Linked DNA regions of Homo sapiens: region 2 is linked to region 1. Evidence: read pairs that join two places in POLR2A ChIA-PET (ENCODE). Cell type or tissue: Panc1. All regions are shown on one strand. Links, peaks and the distances in the headings refer to the core of each region. The heading gives the core; the rest is flanking DNA.

Region 1 (5,379 bases), core at 1-5,000:
TACTCCCAAAAAAGGAATTATAATATAACTAAATAACTCACATTCTCTATGAACTGGGTATTAGAGAGCATAAGGAAGTCATTGAAGACATTATGCAGGCGACAATCTGTGGCTTTGGTTTCCCGGATTAGTCCGTCCACTTGTTTCTTGATTTCATGGGTCCTAGAGATAGTTTGCTGTGAGAATTCCTGTAGAAACTGTAGTAGCTATTTTAAAAAATAAACATACAGTAGTATCAATGTTACATGTAACTATTCTGCATGTCACATCAAAAAAGAACCCATTTCCTTTCACCTTTGAGTGTTAGAATGTGAAAGAAATGCTTTTTTTTTTTTTTGAGAGAGAGTTTCACTCTGTTGCCTGGGCTGGAGTACAGTGGCGCCATCTCGGCTCACTGCACCTCCCGCGTTCAAGCGATTCTCCTGCCTCAGCCTCCCGAGTAGCTGGAATTACAGGTGCCCGCCACAACGCCCAACTAATTTTGTGTATTTTTAGTAGAGACGGGGTTTCACCATGTTGGCCAGGCTGGTCTCGAACTCCTGACCTCGTGATTCGCCCACCTCGGCCTCCCAAAGTGCTAGGATTACAGGTGTGAGCCACTGTGCCCGGCCGGAATGCTGGTTTGACAAGTACTAAAACCAAGTGACATTGGAAAACACTAAGAAAGCTCATCAAAAGAGTGGCAGTGAGCTAATGGACACCTATCTCGTTTCTGGAAAAATTTAAAATCCCTTTTTGGCACTGGGTATGGTGGCTCACGCTTGTAATCCAACACTTTGGGAGGCTGAGGCAGGGTTATCGCTAGAGTCCAGGAGTTGCAGACCAGTCTGGGCAACATAGCAAGACCCCCATCTCTACTAAAATTAAATAAATAAACAAATCAGACAGGTGTGGTGGACGCCTATAGTCCCAGCTACTCAGGACGCTGAGGTGAGAGGATCACCTGAACCCCAGAGGATTCAGTGAGCCAAGATCGAGCCACTTGCACTCCAGCCTGGGCGACAGGGCAAAACCCTGTCTCCTTTTAAAAGTCCTCTTTGGTTGTCAATCTACAGAGATCACAGACCAAGGGTTAGCTAATCAACCACCACTCTTATTCAAAAATCCTATTCATTTGGGACTCGAACAGTTCTGAGCTTTTTGGGCCCCCGATTTGAAGAATCCCATTAAAGGATATCCACATACTGGCTTGTTTCCCACCCCATTTAGTCCAGGTCCCAACAGGAATCGCCTCCCTAGTGCCCGAGCAATCCCTCAGTGTGGCGGAAACGGATCTCCCCTCCGGATGGAGCTGAGCCAGAAACCCCATGAAGGGAACGTCGCGTCTGGGCCACGGTCAGGGTCTGCCCCTCTCCCTGGTGGCCGGGGACTGCCAGGGTGGCATTCTCGGGGGCTAAACGGGGCGTGTGTTCCTAAGAGGGCAGGCAACGGGACGGGCCAGGTGCAGGGGCAGTCGCGGTCCGGCCCTCCTGCGCGCAAGCCAAGCGTCACCCCTGCCGCTCTCGCGTCCCCGGGGCCCGCCTCTCACGCCCGCGTCGGCCGCCAGCGACCAGCTCTGGCTGCTCCTGCGGATCTCCTCCACCGACCACGGCCGCTCCCACACGGGCTCCGACGCCGGCACCAGCTCCTGGTCGGGGGTCGTCCGGTTCATCTGCAGCGAAAAAAACGAGAAGAGAGGCTGAGCCTGAGGGCGGCAGGGACGGCGGCCCCAGCCCAGGCCGGCCCCTCTCCGGCCCGCCGCCCTCACCATCCCAGCCGCCCGGCTCGGTGGGCTCCGAGGCTGCCAGCACAGGCCGAGGACCGCAGAGCCCCGGAAGCCTAGCCCCAGCCAAGCTGCCCGGGGCGTGACCGGCCTCACGTGACCTGATGTCACGTGACAGAACCCGCACGTGATCCGACCTGCGATGCTGAGGGGAGGAAGCTGCGGAAGTGGACTGGGACTGGAGTTTGGGGTTCTACCCTAGGTTGGGGCGGAGGAAGCTGGAGGATAGGGGCTGACGCCAGGAACGCTGCAGAGGCGGGTTGGGCGGGGGGCGCTGCCGCCCAAGGCCCGAGGCAGCGGCGCGGGATCGGCCAAAGCACCGGCCGCCAGTTCGGCGGGTCTGGAGAGAGGGGACCTCAAGCAGCCAGTGGAGCAACCAGCCTGGGAGCCTTCGACGTAGGCGCTGTGGGCGAAGGAAAAGGCCTGGCCTGCTGCCTCTTCTCTTGCAGCAAAATCCGCTGCTGTGAAGGAGCTGGTAGGCGGACGCTCTGTAGATAAGAGAATCCCTGATCTGCCTGGGCATCATCTTGCTCTTTATGACCTGCTTGGCTGCCACTGTGTAGGGCCTGCTTAAAGTCCTTTGCACTCTCAGCATTCCCCTCAAGTTCAAGGACAAGCTTCTCATTATGGCAGGCATAAAACTCTTTATAATTCGTCCTCCACTCTCCCAGCTCAGGGCTCCAGCTGTTGTCTCACACTTCCTTGAAGTTCCCTCTGCTGAGTCGCCCTTGTGCCTGACCAACTTACTTACTAAAATAAAAATCCCAATTTCTTTCCAGTCATGTGTGCCCAAGGGCGAGTTATTTAACTTTTCTGAGCTTTCCTCAGTAAAACGAAGCTACATATCTTGCAAGGATGTGATATTAAAGTTATGATATTGTAAAACAGGTGCCACGGTGCTTGGCCTAGGGTGAGCCTTCAACCTAGAACATACCACTGTCCCCATGCACCTTGCTCACACACCCAATCCCAGACTTTTCTTTTGTAGTCACCTCAGTTATCACCTCATTAAATAACCTGATTACCCCAAGTACAGCTTAAGTGACTTAAGTTATTTTCTATGGCTAGCGGAAGGGTCTCCGCTACATTGGAGAGCTGGGGTGGTCTGGAGTTCCACGGTGTGGTGGGCCAGAGGCCACCTCTCCTGCGGTCTCTTAGTGTCTCGCTGGCGGGGTTCGGCCCGAGCTAGATAGACACAGCCCTTGGCGGATTTAAACAACCTAAACATTAAACAATACAGCTGCCTCAAATCTTTGGGAATTTCAGAATGACTGACACTGCCAAAGCTGTTCCAAATTTTGAAGAGATGTTTGCTAGTAGATTCACAGAAGATGACGAGGAGTATCAGGAATACTTGAAACGCCCTCCTGAGTCCTCTCCAATTGTTGAGGAATGGAATAGCAGAGCTGGTGGGAACCAAAGAAACAGAGACAATCGGTTGCAAGATAGCAGACAGTTCAGAGGCAGGGACGGCAGATGGGGGTGGCCAAGTGACAATCGATCCAATCAGTGGCGTGGACAATCCTGCGGTAACAATTACCCGCAACACAGACAAGAACCTTACTATCCCGACCAATATGGACATTAAGGTTACAACCAGCTGCCCCCTTACGATAGAAATGTTGGCAGCTTTTAGTAAAAGCATTTACTGTGTTACCACGACAAAAGTTTGGGTGTCTTCTGTCGGTCATAGTTGGTTTTTTTTGTTGTCGTTTGTTTGTTTGTTTGTTTGTTTTTGAGACGGAGTCTCTCTCTGTCGCCCAGGCTGGAGTGCAGTCTCGGCTCACTGCAAGGTCCGCCTCCCAGGTTCATGCCATTCTCCTGCCTCAGCCTCCCGAGTAGCTGTGACTACAAGAGCCCGCCACCACGCCTGGCTAATTTTTTGTATTTTTAATAGAGACAGGGTTTCACTGTGTTAGCCAGGATGGTCTCGATCTCCTGACCTCGTGATCCGCCCGCCTCAGCCTCCCAAAGTGCTGGGATTACAGGCGTGAGCCACTGCGCCCGGCTCGGTCATAGTTTTACATCTGATTTTACAGAATGGATTATTGATTTTTTGGAAGTTGAGACTTTAAAAAAAAATACATCTTACTTGCGAGATGCGATGGTTGCTGGGAATACCTGAAATTGTGGATTATATTGCTTGACTTCTACCTCAGAGTCTTCGTTTCATGACTTAATAGTGTTTTGAGTTTGGTATATTTTTCTTATTTGACCTCCAGGAATTCTTCGTTTTACACAGATATAAAAATTTTAAAATAGAAAATGCTTGCTTTTACTTTGTAAGGTAAGAGAGTATCCACATGCTTAGATGTGCTCGTTTCTAAAATTCTAGAGGTTAATACAATCAGCTCATGAATGCACAGCTATGCTTCTTGTGATAGATTGTACATAACATCAGCAGTTGAAAGGTAAAACAATTGCTTTTTTTTTTTTTTTGCTTTTGTTACGTGACTATGGTACTTTGTGATTCCTTACTCTATAATGAGTCGCTCCACATTTATTTGGGTCTCTTTTTAGAGGGAAATCAGTAATAAAGCTGTAAAATAAATAAGGAAAAAAGTTGTTTTTGATGTATTTATCCTAAGGTATTACATTGTATTGTAATCATTTAAATATCAGTCTCTCCTTTAATAATAGCTAACATTTATCAAGTGTTCAGTATTTACCACTTTATACATTGTTCATTTAATTCACACAATGACTATGAGGGAGGAAATATTATTTCCAAATTATAGTTGAGGAAACTGAGGTACAGAAAGGAGAAGTAACTTACTTATGATTAGGTAACCAGGAAAGAGGCAGACCCGAGAACACACACTGTGAGCCAATATGTTACAGTAACCTATAACAGTGTTAACACTAAGGCTGGGCTGGCGTGGTGGCTCACACCTGTAATCCCAGCACTGTGGGAGGCCAAGGCGGTTCGAGACCAGCCTGGGAAACATGGTGAAACCCCATATCTACAAAAAAAAAAAATTAGCTGGACATGGCGGCATAGATCTGTAGTTCGAGCTACTCAGGAGAATGAGGTGGAATGATCGCTTGAGCCCCTGAGACCAAGGTTGCAGTCAGCCGAGATTGCACCACTCCACTCCAGCCTGGAAGAAGACTAAGACTGCTGTCTGCAAAAACAGTCTTAGAGTCTTAAGGGGACTTCATTTTTAAGTCACCATCTACCAACCTCTTCCACTTCCCCCACATTCATTAAAACACACACACACGCGCGCGCGCACGCACGCACACACATACACACTTTAGAACTTGGAACTTGGTTGGTAAAATTGAGGCGAGCCAATTACCAAACTTGGATTTTATGTAACACCATCATGGGTAACTTCAGTGGCCACGAACTTAACACCCTTAATCTACGTCCCACACCCTGGAATTTATCACTGAAACATTGTGACTCCAAAATCTGAATTTCTCCTGAATAGAGTAGCCCATTTATTTATTTATTTGTCTGTTTGGAGACAGAGTCTTACTCTGACGCCCAGGCTGGAGTGCAGTGGCACGATCTTGGCTCACTGCAACCTCCACCTCCTGGGTTCAAGTGACTCTCGTGCCTCAGCTTCCCAAGTAGCTAGGATTACAGGCGTGTGCCACCATGCCCAGCT
Region 2 (5,379 bases), core at 52-5,051, 74 kb after region 1:
CTGATGAGACGAATGTATATTTTTCAGTTCTTCGGTTGAATGTTCTGTAAATATCTGTTAGGTCCATTTGTTCTAGAGTGCAGTTTAAGTCCATTTTTTCTTTGTTGACTTTCTGGCTTGATGACCTGTCTAGTGCTGTCAGTGGAGTGTTAAAGTCCCCCACTATTATTGTGTTGTTGTTTATCTCTTTTCCTGATAGCAATTGTTTTATGAATCTGGGAGCTCAAGAGTTAGGTGCATATATATTTAGGATTGTAATATCTTCTTGTTGGATTGATCCTTTTATCATTATATAATGACCTTCTTTGTCTTTTTTTGTAATATTGTTGCTTTAAACTCTGTTTTCTCTGATATAAGAATAGCTACTCCTGCTTGCTTTTGATTTCCATTTTAGGCCTCAAATACTAAACTCTTCAGGCCTGATTCATGATATCTTTTTTTTTTTTTGAGATGGAGTCTCACTCTGTTGCCAGGCTGGAGTGCAGTGGCGCAATCTCGGCTCACTGCAACCTCTGCCTCCCAGGTTCAAGTGATTCTCCTGCCTCAGCCTACAGAGTAGCTGCTACTACAGGCGCCTGCCACTATGCCTGGCTAATTTTTGTATTTTTAGTAGAGACGGGGTTTCACCATGTTGGCCAGGATGGTCTCGATCTCTTGACCTCGTGATCCACCTGCCTCGGCCTCCTAAAGTGCTGGAATTACAGGCATGAGCTACTGTGCCCAGCCCAATATCTTTTTTTGTTTTTTCAACTTTTAGGTTCAGTGGATACATGGGTAGGTTTGTTACGTGGGTAAATTGTGTGTTGCTGAAGTTTGGTGTATGAATTATCCTGTCACCCAGGATGTGAGCATAGTACTCGATAGGTAGTTTTTCAACCCACATCCCCTTCCCTCCCCATGTAGTCCCTAGTGTTTATTGTTCCCATCTTTGTCTCCATATATACTCAGTGTTTAGCTCCTGCTTATAAGTGAGAACACATGTTATTTGGGTTTTCTGTTCCTGCATTTGTTCTCTTAGGATGATGGCCTCCAGCTGCATTCATGTTGCTGCAAAGGACATGATTTTATTCTTTTTATGGCCGCATGGTGTTCTGTGGTGTATATGCACCACATTTTATTTGTCCAGTCCACTGTTGCAGGGGCATCTTGATTGATTTCATCTCTTTTGTATTGTGAATAGTACTGTGATGAACATACTAGTGCATGTGTCTTTTTGATAGAGTGATTTATTTTTCTCTGGGTATATACCCAGTAGTGGGATTGTTGGGTTCAATGGTCGTTCTGTTTTAAACTCTTTGAGAAATCTCCACATTGCTTTCCACAATGGCTGAACTAATTTGCATTCCCACCAGCAGTGTATGCGTTCCCTGTTCTCCTCAACCTTGACAACATCAGTTATTTTTTGACTTTTTATTAATAGCCATTCTGACAGGTGTGAGCTTGTATCTCATTGTGGTTTTGATTTACATTTGTCTAATGATTAGTAATGTTGAGCTTTTTAAATATATTTGTTGGCCACATATATGTCTTTTTTTGAGAAGTGTCTGTTCATGCATGTCCTTTGCCCATTTTTTAATGGGGTTGTTCTTTGTTTGTTGAATTAAGTTCTTTACAGATCGTAGATATTAGATCTTTGTCAGATGCATAGTTTGTGAATATGTTCTCCCATTCTGTAGATCATCTCTTTACTCTGTTGATAGTTTCTTTTGCTGTGCAGGAGCATGATATCTTGCCTTTTAAAGGGATCCCTATCTTATACCTTGTTTTAGGACCAGAGAGTTATTGCAACATGCTGTTCTTTTCTACAGTGAATGGATTGGACTATATCTCCTTTTAGGCATGCCTTCTACCTATGATTCTGTAAATTTTAGCACCTAGCATTCAATTTAGAAGAATGTTTAATTTTTTAGTGCTCTTAGTTCCTTAATGAAATAGATTTGTATCATACTCTTTTGGAGATGCTATTGAATTCTTTAACACTTTTTTTTAATAACTTTCCCTTAAGGTATTCCCATCTGTCGACAACACTTAATTTGGAATAACATGGAACTTGAAAATGATTATTGCTTGAATGATTACAAGTGAGTGTAATTGCATATTGGCTGTTTTGTAGGCACTTAGTATTATGACTCCATATGCTAATGTTTTTCTTTTGAACTCTTAGATCATGTCTGTTTTTCTCCTGAATAGTTCACATTCCTAGATTTCATTATACATCCTGAACTTTAGATGCATTAGTTTGGTACTGTATACTACTTTAACCTTTATCCTCTGATACATTTATTTTCCCTTTTCATTTTTCATGTCAAGCTGTTTATCTCCTGCCTTTTGAAATCCTCCTATTATCTTCTTGCCTACTTTTCTCCTTTCTTTGAATATTGAACCATTCCTTCCTGGCTATGTTCCTTTCTTTCTGTTTTTACAAGAGTTTTGGATAAGAGAGAATTGTTCTTCCCAAAGTCTTTCCTTTCTCATTAAGCCCTCCTTTTGTTACTAAGCAATGCTGTGTGCACCAGTGACTACCAACGTACTTTCTGACACTTTGTCTCTCTTATTTCTCCCCTCTTTCACATAATTCATCACTCTTTTGTTAAGAAAAGAGTAAAAGGATAAGAGGCAGTGTGGAATAGCTGTAAGAGCACTGAGAGTCAGGAGACCTTGTTATTTTTCTATTTTCTGTTTTATTAAATAGATTTGCTATTTTCTGCACTTTGGGTCTCCGGCATGCCACTTTTGTTCTCTGGGCCTCCTTTTCCTTAATGTGAAATGAACAGGCTAAAACACGTAATCACAGAGGTCTTTTCCAGTATGTTTATTCTTGGATTTCTTTATGGCTTATGAGAATTTGTTTCACCTTTTTTATTATTTGTACCAGTAAATATGTTAACATTTTATATGTATTTACATTGCTATATCTTTTTATATTTTAGAGAGTGGCCACTCTGCCTGATAAGCCAGCACATAATTATGTGTACATTTAACTGAATGCATTTTGATGATTATGATTTATTTTTGTGTTAACTATCCACAGCATTTCAGAAGGGTGTACCTTGAAGCTAGTTTTGGCTATGCGTGGCGGACCTATAAATACTAGAAGAGGTAGGCATATATATATATTAAAGCAATTTGACAGTAACATTCTTTATGTCAGTTAGTATTTTTATAGCCTCAGGTTTTATTTAGGTTTCCTTTCTGCTATTAGGTCTTAGAAAAATCACATTTGATTCTCTAGGCATTGTTCTTTAAAACCTAAATGCCTAGAGGCTGGAACTCTAAAATACAATTCAGAAAAATCACATGATTCCTGATCCAATTCAGAGAGGTTTAAAAATAAACCTTTTGCCAGTATAGGGAACAGAAATGGAATGACATACTATAAATACTACTTTACCATTGTGTTTAGTTTCATACGAGTCTTGTTTATTTTTAAATCTACCAGATCTTCAAATCCCAAGATGATGATCGTTTTGCAAAATTCCAACATTGCCTGTTTACCTGGTTTGTGATGTGTCTGGGTTTCATGGATATTATCATGGCCCCGGTTGCATCCTTTCTCAGAATATAAGTAGTTCTGAAATCCAGTCATTCATTCAACAAATACGTATTGAGCGTCTACTGAATGGTCAGTGCAATGTTCCAAGTATGGTAGACATGGGAGAGAAAGTCTCTGCTTCATGACAGTGCCTACAATAAATGTGTAAAGAGTCGATGTAACTCCTAATGGTTGTAAGTGCTATGCAGAAAATAGGGTAGGAAGGGCCCTCGAAAAAGATGACATTAGTGGAGACTTGATTGATGAGAGGGTTTTATTAAGCACAAGAAGAGACGGCAGTATTCACATTGGTCCCTGAGTCAGGTATGTCACATGAATTCCCATGAAGTGGAGGAGACTAGTCAGAGCATCCTCTTCTGTGGACCTCATTTTGAGGAAGTCCTTCAGATTTATTTGATCCTTCACTAACCAGAAAACCGAAGGATAAGTATTGATTCTACTCCTGGCTTGCTTCCACATGTCAAATTATATCCCTATGTTTAATAATTTTGGTTAGAAAATAGGATTATTGCCATCTTTTTCTTAGCTATTTCAAGAGGATTTAATGAGATATGCTACTTTGGCTGTTGGACTGCTTTTTATAGGTTAGAGAAAAACAAAGTTAATAATGTTAGGGCCTTTTAGCACTCCTGATACCAGAGACTTTTAATTAATTGGATTTAGGTAATTGTCCTATGTGACATTTATAGTAATAACTATAAATGTTTATAGTAATAACTATGTGATGTTTATAGTAATAACTCTTGAAGTAGCACAAGAACCCTGTGTTTACTGAACCATTATGTTAAGATAGAATTATATAGTGTTTAATGCCATGTGAACTCTATTGTATTACATTTTTGAAAGTTGGTTATTTGTGCGTAGTACTACTTTAAACCAAAGTGTTTAATCAAAACACCTACTTTTCTTATTAGAACTAAAATTATTTTATATGTTTATGAGGAGTGTGATACAGATTCTGAGGTAAATATATATATTTTTTACTTTTCTTTTTTTTTTTGAGACGGAGTCTTGCTCTGTCACCGAGGCTGGAGTGCAGTGGCATGATCTCTGCTCACTTCAACCTCTGCCACCTGGGTTCAAGTGATTCTCCTGCCTCAGCCTCCCGAGTAGCTGGGATTACAGGCAGTGGTATTGAGGTCAGGAGTTTGAGACCAGCTTGGCCAACATGGTGAAACCCCATCTCTACTAAAAATACAAAAATTAGCTGGGCATGGTGGCGGGCTACTCAGGAGGCTGAGACATGAGAATTGCTTGAACCTGGGAGACAGACGTTACAGTGAGTGGAGACTGCGCCACTACAGTCCAGTCTGGGTGACAGAGGTTACAGTGAGTGGAGACTGCGCCACTACAGTCCAGTCTGGGTGACAGAGTGAGACTCTGTCTCAAAAAACGAATACAAATAAAAAAAAATTGTTTTTGAAATAACTATTATCAAAGCAGCATAGAAAGATTAAAATGTTTCTTTTCTAAAACTAAATTGTGCCCAATGCATATCAAACTTCATATATATTGTTTTATAGCTGATAAAATCTGAAAGATTTTTCTGTTATGAGAAGATCCACACATACACTTGCCTGAGTAAGGCACCCTGTGCTGGTTTAGGAAAGGCTTTCATGTGACTGTGGTAATGGCTATAGCAATATCTAAAAAATGGGCATAATTTTTATTTCTTTTTTGTTGTGTTTTGTTGGGTTTTTTCCCCCCTAAAGGTCTGCTCTCTGATCCAAATTTTTATCTCTTGATGTAATATGGAAAGTGGAGCATTAACTTACAAAAGGCAAGAACTTGTTTGAAAAGTGTCTTTTAATATTTATACATTTTGG

Evidence for each region. Peaks named below come from ENCODE experiments on the same cell type or tissue, not always from the same donor. Only the 100,000 strongest peaks of a DNase experiment are listed, where the experiment ranks them.
Region 2: POLR2A ChIA-PET joins it to region 1 with 6 read pairs; 3 of 35 experiments call an interaction of 5 or more read pairs at or near these places.

The regions. Positions count from the first base shown.
Region 1 is chr10:45,723,689-45,729,067 of GRCh38, reverse strand. It overlaps WASHC2C (WASH complex subunit 2C), which reads right to left and starts at 1,802. Exons shown (of 31, transcript NM_001330074.2): 1 at 1,748-1,802; 2 at 1,529-1,651; 3 at 42-206. The coding sequence starts at 1,750. It overlaps LOC107984227 (RNA guanine-N7 methyltransferase activating subunit-like), which reads left to right and starts at 1,886. Exons shown (of 1, transcript NR_199876.1): 1 at 1,886-4,316. RefSeq lists enhancers at 1,086-1,830, 1,831-2,576 and a silencer at 2,062-2,111. In Panc1, for the core only: no CTCF peak of the experiment used is centred there; a DNase peak (open chromatin) is centred at 2,087; H3K4me3 peaks cover 1,781 bases; H3K27ac peaks cover 890 bases.
Region 2 is chr10:45,649,686-45,655,064 of GRCh38, reverse strand. ZFAND4 (zinc finger AN1-type containing 4) reads left to right here. Exons shown (of 10, transcript NM_174890.4): 3 at 2,006-2,081; 4 at 3,032-3,099. Among named protein-coding and RNA genes, the nearest start is that of ZFAND4, 20 kb to the left of the region's middle. RefSeq lists an enhancer at 370-469. In Panc1, for the core only: no CTCF peak of the experiment used is centred there; no DNase peak of the experiment used is centred there.